Linked DNA regions of Mus musculus: region 1 is linked to region 2. The links are chromatin contacts, found by Hi-C or POLR2A ChIA-PET in ENCODE. All regions are on one chromosome and are shown on one strand. Each heading gives the region's core, a stretch centred on a gene start or an enhancer-like site at or near the end of the contact. The rest is flanking DNA. Distances are from core to core; before and after follow the strand shown. Region 1 overlaps Maml1 (mastermind like transcriptional coactivator 1). Region 2 holds the start of Sqstm1 (sequestosome 1).

Region 1 (7,042 bases), core at 2,657-5,156, 41 kb before region 2:
GGCAGTGGGCAGCTCACTTGCTGCAGTGTCATAGCAATAAAATGTGATTCTTGGGGTCTGCCCAGAGCTGCCCATGGCTTTATTTATGAGTGTGGCTTTGAGGAGTTGGGAAGAGGTAACCCACTTCTCTCCCATCTTCTCCGAGCCATGACTCAAGAAGAAAAGGGTGCTCGGACTCTCTTATACACATGTGCTTTGTGTAAATAAATGTTTACAATTTTATATTGAAGATGGAATAAGTGTTAGAGCGTCCAACTGTATATTTTTTACTTTTATAGATTTTAAAACTGATCCTTTATATGTGTTTGGAGCTATGATAAGTTTTATGGCAAGCAGTTGGTATTGTTAACTTTTTATGATCATCAAAAGTACATAAAAGTCCTATTAATCCCCTTACTCTGCTTCCCTTAGCTCTGGTATACACCAAAAAGAAATCTTTACTTTCCTTGTGTTATAAAAATAATAAAAATATTTTACTAGTATGGAAATCACAAGCATGTTTGACTTCAGTGGGACATTTGACAGCTGTCAATTTCTCTGATTAGCTTCACTCTCTTCCTGCATGTCTTGTGGGGGCTCCCTTGCTGGTGGCAATGAAGGCAGAGAGCACCACTGGCATGCTACAAAAGAGCAGTCCTCTCACTGTGGTCAGACAAGACAGATGGGGAACAACACATTCTAGGCCTCCAGGAAGTCAAAGTGGGACTGGAGAGCTGGGGCCGATACAAAGCAATGGTGCACTGGAAAAAAATAATTAGGAGCCAACTAGGACCCAGTATGAGATCCAAATGCTTTTTTGTTGTTGTTTTGTGAAGTTCTGGAACTTGCTCTGTAGATAGACCAGGCTGGCCTCAAATTCAGAGATCTTGGGGGCCTCTGCCTCCCAAGAACACTGAGATTAAAAGTGTGTACTGTATTACACATACCAACCACCCCCAAAGCCTTCTTTACACACAATGAGAATGATCCTCCTACTTCAGCACTCCTAAGTGCTAAAATTACAGACACACACCGCTATGCCCAGATGATAATCACCTCTCATAATTAAATTATTCAGCCACAAGCATTTTGTTACAGGAACAGAAAATGAACTAAGAACTCATAAGCCTAGAAACAGGAACGGGAACACAAGGCACTGTAGGACACTGCCTGTAGGAGCCAGTCTGAATGACCACCATTGCTAGATTGGAGGGAGGGAGGGCTTAGAGACATAGTAGCCCTCTGCTCTGATACAAAATTTGCCACCTTGGCAGAGCCCCCAGCAAGCAGTAGCATCAGGCTTGGCTCGTGGAAGCTTTGAGAAAGCCACCATCCTTCCAGAGGAAAGTCACAATGCAAAAGTAACTGAGGTGTAGGGAGAGGAGGCAGACACTAGAGATGAAGTTACTGTGGGAGGAGTGTTCAGTCTTGTTGGGCCCAAATTCACCAGCCAGGTACATCCAAGAGGACTCATGGGAAGCCAGCCTGGGCCTCTGCAAAGCTGTGTGCTCCTCCTATGACCAGCCTGCCAGTAGCAGAGGTGCCCTGATAGCAAGGAAGATTCTGGATCATAGAGGAATGGGGCCAGGAGGCAGCTCAAGAGCTCCCAGAAGCCAGACCAGTTCAATTATCCTAAGCCCATGGGAGGCTGAGCCAGAAGAATCCCCGCCAATTCTAGGTCAGCCTGGGCTACATAGAGCTTGTCTCAAAAACAAAAAGCAAACACAGGTACTTTGGTGAACTCCTCATCCTGTGTGTGCAGCCTGGAGGGGTAGCCTGCAGTTCCTGCCCTGTGCAGGTCTGGGGAGATGTCAACAGATGGGGGTGGGATACAGCTAGCTCCCATCTAAGATGCTCAACTTGTGACTGCTCTGCTCCTCCACGGCGTGAATGCGATGTGCAGAGGAGGGGCTGCTCCAGGATCTGAGCTTGGGTGTCTTCCCAGTCCTCCCACACACAGCACTGCCTTCTCCCGATGCTTGGCACTGATGCAAGTGCAACTCAAAGGTGCTGCGGCATCCACGGAAAGAGCCGCGGAGGCTCCGCATCTTTGCTGTCGCCGAGCTGGCTATGTGCATAATAAATACATATCATAAAATTTAAAAAAAAACCAAAATACTCAAAAAGGGACACATGGAGTCTGACCCGTGCAGCACATATCTAGACTCTAGCACTCAAAAGGAAGGCCAGGAGTCCGAGGCCAGTTTGAGACAGCACAAAGGAATGACGGGAAGGAGGGAGGGAAGAAAAGGAAGAGTTTAAAAAGGAAACATGGGGAGTGGGTAGTTGGCTCAGTGATAAAGATCATTGGCTGCTCTTTCAGAGAATCCGGTGTCAGTTCCCAGCACCCACATGGCAGCTCACAACCCTCTGTCACTCCAGTTCTAGGAGATCCAACACTCTTCTGACTGGTGGCATCTGGCACACATGTGATGCACATACATACATGGGAGCAAAACACTCAAATCTTAAGACAGAAAAGATGGCACTGGAGCAGTAACAGGAGTGGAGAGAGAATCCAGGAGAGCCGGGGGCAGCTGGAACACTACTGACCTGGCACCATGGCAACCCTGGAAGAGCTGCAGCTGCCACAGCCAGCTGCAAACACCATCACCACTGCTATGAGAAACAAGGCTGATTGATACCAGGTAGCCACCAGCTAACACCAATTCCAGTCTCAAGCCTACAGTGGCAAGCAGCACTAGCCCACATGTCCTGAAGTCTGCAGTGCCAGGTGACAGGGACAAATGGTTATCTATCTCAACAAGGTTTTATGAACAATAGAACTGTTTGAAGTAAGAAGCAGATATGAAGGCCACACATGATGGCACTCCCCTTTGATCCCAGCACTTAAGAGGCACAGGTAGGTGGATCTCTGCTAGTTCAGGCCGGTGTAGTCTACACAGTGAAACCGTGTCTCAAGAACAACAAAACCGACAGCCCCGAGAAGTACCTCCAAACTAAGGACTGGAAATGGATTCAGAGGCAGCCAATGTTACAAGCCCTCACGGAGGGACACTCCACAGCTGTACACACAGCAAAGAGAACCACTTAGACACTATCTGCTCCCTAGAGGTTCTTCACAAAGTCACCAGCAGACAGTTGGGGAGGGGGTGGTAGAACACTCCTGAAGGACAGGCCCAACCACGCCATCCCTATTGCAGGGGAAGATTGCCACCATAAAGTAGGAAAAAACTGCACAGACCAGTTTCCACCCCCCTCTACCAGGAGAGTGATGGAGGCTGCTAACAACCACAGTGCAGGACAGGAGGGTCGGCCAGTGAGACAGCGCGTATACAGTTACAGACCAGAATTCCACAAAGCCTTCCTTGCCAAAGACAGCCTAGAGAGGATGGCAGTAAAAGTGAAAGGCCCAACCAAGGTCAGCAGGCGACTCAACCTCAGCATCCACAACTTCGTCTGCCCACAGATCCCAGGGAACCCCAAACCACAAAGGGCAAAGACAGAAGCCGCTGACCCACCAGCTGAGAGTCCGACCCCCACCTCCGACCCCTGAGGCTGAGCAAGACGAGGCTGAGCAGAAGCTGGCCTAACACACACCTCAGCCATCATCTGATTTAGTGATCTAAGAAGAGATTCCTCAAAGAGAAGCGGATTCCTCAAAGCTGTCCTTTAAGTGTCACACACACTGAGGATAGCTGTTGAGAAGGCTGATCTGACTCCATGACAGGCTTCACACTGGCAGTTCAGGAGACAAGGCCTAACTCTGTTTCCAAGAACTGAGCAAGTCCAGGCAAGTCCCAGGCCTCAGAAGCTGCCCTGGCCTGAGGCAAGGACAACGGGTCAGCAGCAGTTTCCAGACTTCCCCAGAAACAGTTTTCCAGCCCCCATGGCCTGGTAATGGCTCTGGAATGTCCCTAGAGATGGAGCAAGATAAAGGTTGCTGGAATTCCCCTGATGAGCTTTAAATCAGGCCTGCGAGCTCACTTGGTTGTTTCTCTATCTTGATAATGGAGACTGCAGCATGCTGGACTTCTGCAGAATAAAACACTCTGCATTTACGTACTATTTGAGTCTGGGGTGTCATTCTTCTGTGACTAATGAACACTTATACTGTGTGCACACAACAACAACAACAACAACACTCTAAGGGTCCACACAGCTTCTCGAAGTGGTCAGAAAAAGGAAGAAGCCAAAGGGAAAGGTATCTATCTGTCCAGCTGCAGCCAGCCCGCTCCATCTGGAGCAACACACAGGCATCTGGGAATCAGTGGGGCCACAGACCCCATCCCCTAGGCTGATGGCACAACGGGATGCACTGCAGACTTATGTTACTTGACACACAAATTAGAGGTACCTGAGAGGCGGAAACCTCAACTGAGAAAATGTCCTCATAAGATCAGGCTACAGGCAAGTCTGTAGGACATTTTTTATAGTGACTAATGGGGAGGGACCAGTCCACTGTGGGCAGTGCTATCCCTGGGATGATGGTCCTGGGTTCTAGATGAAAGCAGGCTGAGCAAGCCATGTGAAGCAGGGACAGTAAGCCGCATCCCTCCATGGCCTCTGCACCAGCTTCTGCCTGGATCCTGCACTGTTTCAGTTCCCGCCCTGATTTTCTTTTGGTGATGAACAGCAATATGGAAGTGCAAGCCAATTTTGTTTCAACAACAGAAAACCTAACTAAGACATGTATGGGACAGTAGACTGCGCTACCAGACAGAAGAACAGGTTGTACCAAGTTCAGAAACCATAAAAATCTCATAATTAAGAATGCCAGGCTGGGGGGCTGGAGAGATGGCTCAGTGGTTAAGAGCACTGACTGCTCTTCCAAGGGTCCTGAGTTCAATTCCCAGCAACCACATGGTGGCTCACAACCATCTGTTATGGGACCCAATGCCCTCTTCTGGGGTGTCTGAAGACAGGTACAGTATAGTCACAAACCTAAAGTAAAAAAAAAAAAAAAAAGAAGAGAAAAGAAAAGAAAAGAAAAGAAAGAATGCCAGGCTGGGCAGTGGTGGCGCACGCCTTTAATCCCAGCATTTGGGAGGCAGAGGCAGGCGGATTTCTGAGTTTGAGGCCAGCCTGATCTACAAAGTGAGTTCCAGGACAGCCAGGGCTATACAGAGAAACCCTGTCTTGAAAAAAAAAAAAAAAAGAATGCCAGGATGCCAGGAGTTTGAACTCCAGACCAGTTTCCTGTTCTAGAGCACGTGATCACAACACCCCACTCAGAGGACCATGGTAACCAGTCACATAGCACAGAACCTAGAGTTCTCCATGCTAATGAGGTACCTAGATAGGCCCTGTGTTTAGCCAATGAGTTTCCCTTTCTGGGCATCCCTCCCTGCAAACGATACTGAATCTCTGGCTCACCCTGAGTAAGGCACATGCATCCTCATCCTCCATGAATAAAACAATTTGTACAAGCAAGGACTGTCTCCTTCATCATACAGAGCTGTGCCTAAGTCTCCCATAGACAGGCCCCTCTTCCAACCCCTCTGCACTTCTGGCACTCACTCCGAGCTAAGCCAGATTCTGCCCCATCCCAGGCTCATCAAGGGCCCTCAGAACCCCATTCCTAATTCCTTGTGGTCCCCAGTGATGTCTGGGTGCAAGGAGTTTGAGAACCACACCTGTCTCAGCCCTAGTTGTTTTTACCCAGAGAAACACAGGCTGAGGCCTCTATCTTAGACTGTGTCTCACCTCTCCTTAGTGGCACATCAGCAGCAAGGCAGAAACACATAACCACAGACATGGGTAAATAAAAAACACTGGGTTGTAAAAAGTAAAAATAGGGCTGGGCAGTGGTGGCACACGCCTTTAATCCCAGCACTTGGGAGGCAGAGGCAGGAGGATCGCTGAGTTCGAGGCCAGCCTGGTCTACAGAGTGAGTTCCAGGACAGCCAGGGCTACACAGAGAAACCCTGTCTCGAAAAAACCAAAAAAAAAAAAAAAAAAAAAAAAAAGGAAGGAAGGAAGGAAGGAAAAAAGGAAGGAAGGAAGGGGATGGAGAGACAGCTCAGTGTATAAGAGTACTTACAGCTCTTGAAGAGGACCCCAGTTGGGTTCCCAGCTTCTATATCAAAAGGCTCACAATTACCTGTAACTCTGAGCCCCAGGGAGATCCCACACTCTGGCCGCCTCAGGCCTGTGCACTTGTGTGCAGATACTCACATGCATATACATAATTAATGATAAATCTAAAAAAGAGAGGCAGGCACGTGCACGCCTTTAGTCCCAGTACTCTGGGGGAAGAGGCAGGGGGATCTCTGTGAGTTCAGGGTCAACCTGGCTACCTAGAGAGTTCCAGGACAGCGAGAGAACAATGGAACTGAAAGCAGCTCGGCACAGGAGTTCCTTGCCCCACAGCACAGTACTGGAGCAACCAGAACTGTCGGGCTGAGGTTTGTTAGTCAGAGTGTTGTCTCAATGTATGTGTTCATTGTGACAACTGTAATGTAACTATACAACAGAATGTCCCAGTTTCTGAGCGCAACAAACCAAAACATTCCTGCGGACATTTTGCCTCCAAATTATCCTAAAATGGTCGGGGAGGGGGGGGGGATGTTTGCAAGAACATACCTGGAGATGGGGGACAGGGTGGGTGTCAACTGTGGTAGGAAGATAAGAACTCCGGTTAAAGGGAGACTGCAATTCTTTGTCACGTTCTTACACATTTTAAGCTTAGAATTATGTTTTTAAGTCTTTTGTAGGCTGGGGGTTCAGGTCAGGGTAGAGCACTTGCGGGAAATGTACGATGTTCCATGTCCAGCCCCAGCTGCTGCTGGGAGCATTTGGTGACCTTGCAGAAGACCCAGATTTGATTCCCAGCACCTACATAGCATCTCTAAACCATCTCTACAAGTCCACTTACAGGGGATCTGACTCCCAGCTCAGGCCACAGGCGCCAAGGATGTGTGTGGTGCACATACATACATGCAGCTGAAACATTCACACACATTCAATCTAAACAAACGATTCCAAGTGTCCACTTCCACCCCACCCCACCCACAAGCCTTTGCTCAAAATTTAGGGGGGAAAAATGCAACCTCAACCTGACACATAAGCAAAGTCCTTGTGAGCTACAGGCTTGAATGCA
Region 2 (6,391 bases), core at 3,314-5,813:
AGCAGAGTTGACATGGCTGAGGCTAGGGAGGCAGGAGAGGCGGGGAGAACAGTGGAGATGGCCATGGCCAGAGATAGCAAGAGATGCAGAACACAGAGAAACCCTGTCTCGAAAAGCCAAAAAAAAAAAAGAAAAAAAAAAAAAAAGAAAGAAAGAAAAAAGAGATGCAGGGGTTGGGGGCAGGGAGAATCCTTGCTGGGTTTTTGTTTGTTTGTTTTGTTTTTGTTTTGTTTTCCGAGACAGGGTTTCTCTGTGCAGCCCTGGCTGTCCTGGAACTCATTCTGTAGACCAGGCTGGCCTCAAACTCAGAAATCCGCCTGCCTCTGCCTCCCGAGTGCTGGGATTAAAGGCTTGCGCCACCACGCCCGGCTCTTGTTTTGTTTTTAAGAATTATATATTTATGTATATGAGTACACTGTCGCTGTCTTCAGACACACCAGAAGAGGGCGTCGGATCCCAGTACAGATGGTTGTGAGCCACCATGTGGTTACAAGGAATTGAACTCAGGACCTCTGGAAGAACAGTCAGTGCTCTTAACAGCTGAGCCATCTCTCTAGCCCAACCTTGCTGTTATATAGACTACAAAAGGGTATCTGGGAAAAGGGGCCCTGGGCAGGTGAGAGGGGCCAGGATGGGGGGGTCTTTGAAATGTCTAACAAGTACTTGTGTGTAGGGAGCCTGGAAGCCAGCAAGGGCTTTGATATAGATGTATGTCACTGGAAAGCCATGACCCTTCAGCCATGACTGCTTTTAGGGAATGGCTCCCTTTTAGGGGTAAAACCCATTTCATAAGTTCCTGAGGAACGCTGGCTTTTATCTTTACCACCAGAAATCCTTCTACAGTCCGGCTTGAGCTCGCTCCTTTTCTTTTCCTTCCTTCCTTCCTTCCTTCCTTCCTTCCTTTTTTAAAGATTTATTTATTTATTATGTGTAAGTACACTGCAGTTGTCTTCAGACACTCCAGAAGAGGGCGTCAAATCTTGTTAGGGATGGTTGTGAGCCACCATGTAGTTGCTGGGATTTGAACTCAGGACCTTTAGAAGAGCAGTCATTGCTCTTAACCGCTAAGCCATCTCTCCAGCCCCCCTCCCCTTTTTAAAAAGATTTATTTATTTATTTTATGTATATGAGTGCACTGTTGCTGTCTTCAGACACACCAGAAGAGGGCATTGGATTCCATTACAAATGGTTGTGAGCCACCATGTGGTTGCTGGGATTTGAACTCAGGACCTCTGGAAGAGCACTCAGTGCTCTTAACCATTGAGCCATCTCTCCAGCCCGAGCTTTTTTCTTATTTTTTTCTTTTTGTTTTTTTGAGACAGGGTTTCCTTTTTTTTGTTTTTTTGTTTTTGAGACAGGGTTTCTCTGTGTAGCCCTGGCTGTCCTGGAACTCACTCTGTAGAGCAGGCTGCCAAGCTTATTCCTTGACATATGGACTACATGAGACTTAACAAAATGAATCAAGGGGCAGGAGAGATGGCTCAGGGCTTAAAAGCACTTACTGCTCTTCCAGAGGTCCTGAGTTCAATTCCCAGCAACCACATGGTGGCTCACAACCTTCTGTACTGGGATCTGATGCCCTCTTCTAGTGTGTCTGGAGCTAGCTTCAGTGAGGAGACCATTGCCAAGTCTTTGGGGGGGGACCCAAGGAGACAGACAGCAGAGGTCCTGGGCCACTCTTGCTCCTGTCACAGAACCTCCCTCTTAACTCAGGCAGGCCACTTGAGGCCTGCACACTTACTTCCCTGGTAGCTTCTATTAGTGCTCCTGTGGGGAATCCCCTAGGGAGGGGTTCAGGTCCTCCCATTCCTGACACATTTCAAAGACAAGGTTAGTCACCTATCCAAAGTGCTATCTCTCGATTCAGGTGACAAGCCTTTCCCTTTCCTCCTAGTCTACGCTTCAGTGGGTGAGGGACAGGTGGACTCATGAACAAGACATCAGACATTGGCAAGATGCCTGGTCTGACTTATCTTGGCAACCTTGGCCTCTGAAAGTTCACTTTGCTGTCGGGTCCTCCAGAGACCCCTCCCGAGACCCTTCTCCAGACATCACACCCTCAAGGACCTTTTCCATCCTGTCTGCTGGCACTGGACCGGATGGCAGCAGCTTGGGATCCCCCTGTTATGACCATGATCATGGGACTCTGACTCATAGCCGCCCAGGCCACCTGACCACAGCAAGCAGAAAGGGCCCTACCAGGGGGTTCCCCAGCCACCGCCTTGTTTACCTCCCTGGTTGGCCTGGGAACTCAGGAGAGAGCCTGAGTCGCTGTAGGCTGTAGGGCATGCTGGCCTGGCCTGGAACCCAGGGCATCTCCCCATTTCTCTTTCTTCCACTGGTGACAGAGTAAAGGATTTCCCCACAGTTCCCCATTGGCTCAGACATTCCATAGGAAGTTTGGTCTGATTGAAGCTTTAAGGCTGTCAGGCCACTAGACTGCTGAGTCACGCTTGGCCAGCAGCTGACATCGGGATACAGCCTTTGCGTCCCCACTGTCCTCTGCATTAGCAGAGGGTCCTGCAGGATCAGGGGCCTTTTCCTGGGCTAGCAACTGTTGGAGAGGAAAGCCTAAAACTGGGATTGTCCTCTGGGGCAATAGGTGTGTACCTTCTAGCCACCAGGGAAATGGCAGTCACACCTGTGTGGCAAATCACTGTCCATTGCTGAGTTTTCCTAAAATTACAGATTTTTCTGCTCTCACAAAACCAATTCTGAGAGAGGTCCAGGGAAGACATGATAACTGGGAGAGGGGCCCTAGGAAGCTGGTGTGGAGACCCTGCCTCAGGGAGACGACTTGAGCTCCAATTCTGCCCTGCATGTCTTCTCCCATGACTTTGACTCAGCAGGTCTAGTCCTATGGAAAGGACCATACCTAGAAGGCCTTACAGGGTGACACCCTTCTCAGCCTCTAGCCTTCCCAGGACTGGGTTCCTGCTAAGAGCTCATTTTACTTTATTCATTTAATTTGTGGTTTGTTTTTATTTTTCCCTGAGACAGGGTTGCTCTGTGTAGCCCTGGCTGTCCTGGAACTCACTCTGTAGACCAGGCTGGCCTTGAACTCAGAAATCCACCTGCCTCTGCCTCCCAAGTTCTGGGGTTAAAGGCATGTGCCACCACTGCCCTGCTTAATTTGTTTTTTTTTTGAGAGTAGGACTTGCTATGCAAGCCTGGCCGAGCCTTGAATTAGAATTCCTCTTGACTCAGCTTCCCAAGGGCTGGGGTTACAGATGTGTGTCATCATGCTAGCTAACAGGTCACTCTGGCCACAGAAAGCAGCATTTCCTGGTTTTGGCGTTTGTATTGGGGGTTGAACCTAAGATGTAACACATACTAGGCAGGTGCTCTGTCACTGAGCTATATCCCTATGCACCAAATTCCCATTAATGATATCTCCCGGGTATATCCCTACTAAGCTAAATCCTCATGACCTGTATCCCTACTAAGCTAAATCTCTATAAGCTGTATCCCTACTAAGCTAAATCTCCTGTATCCTTACTAAACTGTATAGCCAGATTCTTTATTCCCGCCCCCCAGCACCCAGACTTTTTTTCTTTCTTAGAAGCCTCATGCAGCCAAGGCTGGCTTTGAACTCTGGAACCTCTGACCTCCCAAGTACTAGGATCACTTTCTATTTTGAAACAGTTTCACCAAGTTGCTCAAGCAGAATATCTTGAACTTGGTCTTTTCCTGCCTCAGCACCTCAAACAGCTGGAATAACCAACCTGTGGCACAGGACTGGCTATAGCTTGTATTTTGGTTCCTAGATGGAGGGCAGGTGGTCTGATCCCTTTGTGCTTTGAAGCCACTAAGGCCTGAGATACATGTACCTTCCGAGAGAGAGAGAGAGAGAAAGAGAGAGAGAGAGAGAGAGAGAGAGAGAGAGAGAATATGAATGTGTGTGTATGTGTGTGTGTGTCTGGGCTGCAGTGAGGAATCTCTGGTTGCAATGAACAGGTTGTGACTACTGCTGCCTCTGGAGCCCTGGCTACCCCTCTTACAGGGTGGGTTTGTGAGAAGTCACCAGTGCTTGTCCAACACCTCTCAACCTGATCTTTGTTAAATTGGGTGAGGCCTAAGATGGTGGGTGATGTTCCTTTATTCAGTGAGGGGCTGGTCATGGTGGATGCCTGGAAGGGGGTGGGAGTGGGGGCTACTACCGGGGACACTATGTTTAGGAGGGTCGGAATAGCATCCTGTGAGACAGCCTGTTTGGCTAAAAGAATGGCTACCTGACAGTAGACATCTGTGTCCTCCTAGCTTCTGGGCCGTACATCCCCCCTGGCTTGGGGACGACACTGCTGAGTCATAGGCAGGCCCAAGCCTGGGAGGTACCTAGGCTCGATACTTACGGGTCCTTTTCCCAACGACTTGAGGCTGAGGCTGGTCTCTTGTGGTCACCCATGTATTCGGTGGGAAAGAAAAGAGTAGGCAGTGGGGTCGTCTCGACCCCGTACCTTTCAAGGGTCCCATCAAGGGGGCTCCAGCGGCCGCCCCAGCCTAGGGGAGGGGCGGGGCTCATAGAGGCTCCGCCCCCACGAGGCGGGGCTCCCCCGTTTTCTATAAAAGCTGGGCTCTCGGCGCCGCCGCTGCCCAGCTGTTTCGTCCGTACCTAGACCGCGGTTATGGCGTCGTTCACGGTGAAGGCCTATCTTCTGGGCAAGGAGGAGGCGACCCGCGAGATCCGCCGCTTCAGCTTCTGCTTCAGCCCGGAGCCGGAGGCGGAAGCCCAAGCCGCGGCCGGCCCGGGGCCCTGCGAGAGGCTGCTGAGCCGAGTGGCTGTGCTGTTCCCCACGCTGAGGCCTGGCGGCTTCCAGGCGCACTACCGCGGTGAGGGCCTGGGGCGGGGAAGCCAACCTCCCCCGCCAGGGAGTAGTAGGTCTGGGCGAGGACGAGGCGGCGTGTCCTCTGGCTCCCCGCGGGGACAGGGTGGTCAGGCGGCCGCTCAGGTTACATCTAACATCCAGCGGTTCGCTTGCTCCCCGTAACGCCCGGTGGTGGGTTCAGTTAAAGCCCCGGAAGACCTGGGACCAGGCAGACGTGGAGGAGGGGTGGAGAGGAGTGACGCGGATAAATAAGCAGCGGGGGCGGGGTGGGGCAGCCCGTGGGAAGGGAGGTAGGGGACCCCGGAACTAGCTCAGTCTCTTGCGTTGGAGTGGCTGGTGGCTGCATGGGGTGGAGCTAGAGGTTGTTGACAAGAGACGAGTGGACAAGACCCTCCCTGTGGGAGGGAATGGTTTTGCGATCTCTATGGAGGACTGTGGGTAGGCCAGGTTGGTTGGTCAGTCTCTCTCTTTTCTGAAATAAAGCCACGTAGCCTGATTGGCCTGGAATTCACGAGTGGTTTAGGCCGTCCTCAATCACTCCAATCCTCTTGTCTCAATTTTCTAGTGCAGGAATCACAGGGACTACTGGACAGAAAATTTTCAGTGTAACTGCGTTATAACCTAGGACCTGTGCAATTCACCCAGTAAAAGTGTATAACGATTATTCTTTCGTATTAGCAGAGACAGGTCTTACTATATGGCCGGGATGGCCTGTATCTCTAAATTGTCCTTCTGAGTCATCTTTGTGCTAGGCATCCAGTCCAGGGCTTCATGCATGTTAGGCCCTCGAGCAACTGAGCTACCTCCCCAGCTCCTTGCATTTAAAAAAAAAAAATGAGTTGTATAACTATTTTCACATTCGGCTTAGAATCTCTTCATTGTTTTATAAATTTTATTTATATATTACATAAAAATTATATAACAATTATTGTAATAATTATTATTTTATTATATAATTTTTTTCCTGTTTGTCATCTTGTATCCTTTCCAGTTCCAGGCAATGGCTGGTCTACTTTAGTATTCATTTTACTATTAGGAATTAGAACACATTAAAATGGCTTTTTTTTTTTTTTTTGGTTGCTTTTTCAAGACAGGGTTTCTCTAGGTAGCTTTGGCTGGTCTGTAGACCAGGCTGGCACAGTGAATCTTTGTTCATTCACTTATTAATATGTCTAAGGCCCATTTGTATTACAGCTCTCACTAGTACATCTTCCCCCCTCCAGTACTGGGAATTGAACCTAGGGCTTTGCATATGCTAGTCAAGGGCTCTATTTCTGTACATGGGCAGTATTTAATTTCTTTTTGTGTATGAAGAATAGTCTTCTTTGAATATGTCATGTTTAATTTATCTGGTCTGTAGTTTATGGACACTGTTTCTTTTGAGGCAATCTCTCTCATCTCCCTTATGGTAGCTGTTGCTAAATGGTTGCTCAGAGGCTCAGTCCAGCCTGCAGGTGTGTGGTTTTGGCCTGTATAAGGTTTTTGTACTGTATCAGGTTTTATACAGACTATTTGTACTGACATAGAAGCATATGGCTGTGATCCCAGTTATTGTGAGCTAACAA

What was found. Hi-C counts contacts between places; a loop is a spot of excess contacts on that map. ChIA-PET counts read pairs that join two places held with the same protein, here RNA polymerase II (POLR2A).
Region 1: POLR2A ChIA-PET joins it to region 2 with 70 read pairs in embryonic stem cell. The contact joins the enhancer-like site here to the promoter of Sqstm1 in region 2. A Hi-C loop is called at or near these places in 2 of 37 maps with a recorded cell type or tissue (heart and left cerebral cortex). POLR2A ChIA-PET finds 5 or more read pairs at or near these places in 4 of 5 experiments (Patski and embryonic stem cell).

What each region holds. Positions count from the first base shown.
Region 1 is chr11:50,249,080-50,256,121 of GRCm38, reverse strand. Maml1 (mastermind like transcriptional coactivator 1) reads left to right here. Exons shown (of 5, transcript NM_175334.3): 5 at 1-488. Among named protein-coding and RNA genes, the nearest start is that of Ltc4s, 14 kb to the right of the region's middle. Within about 2 kb of position 3,906, at least 1 of the 3 ENCODE cell types and tissues checked has a DNase peak (open chromatin) inside an H3K27ac peak, as active enhancers do; it is heart, where a contact is called at or near this core.
Region 2 is chr11:50,208,992-50,215,382 of GRCm38, reverse strand. It overlaps Sqstm1 (sequestosome 1), which reads left to right and starts at 4,563. Exons shown (of 8, transcript NM_011018.3): 1 at 4,563-4,830. The coding sequence starts at 4,626.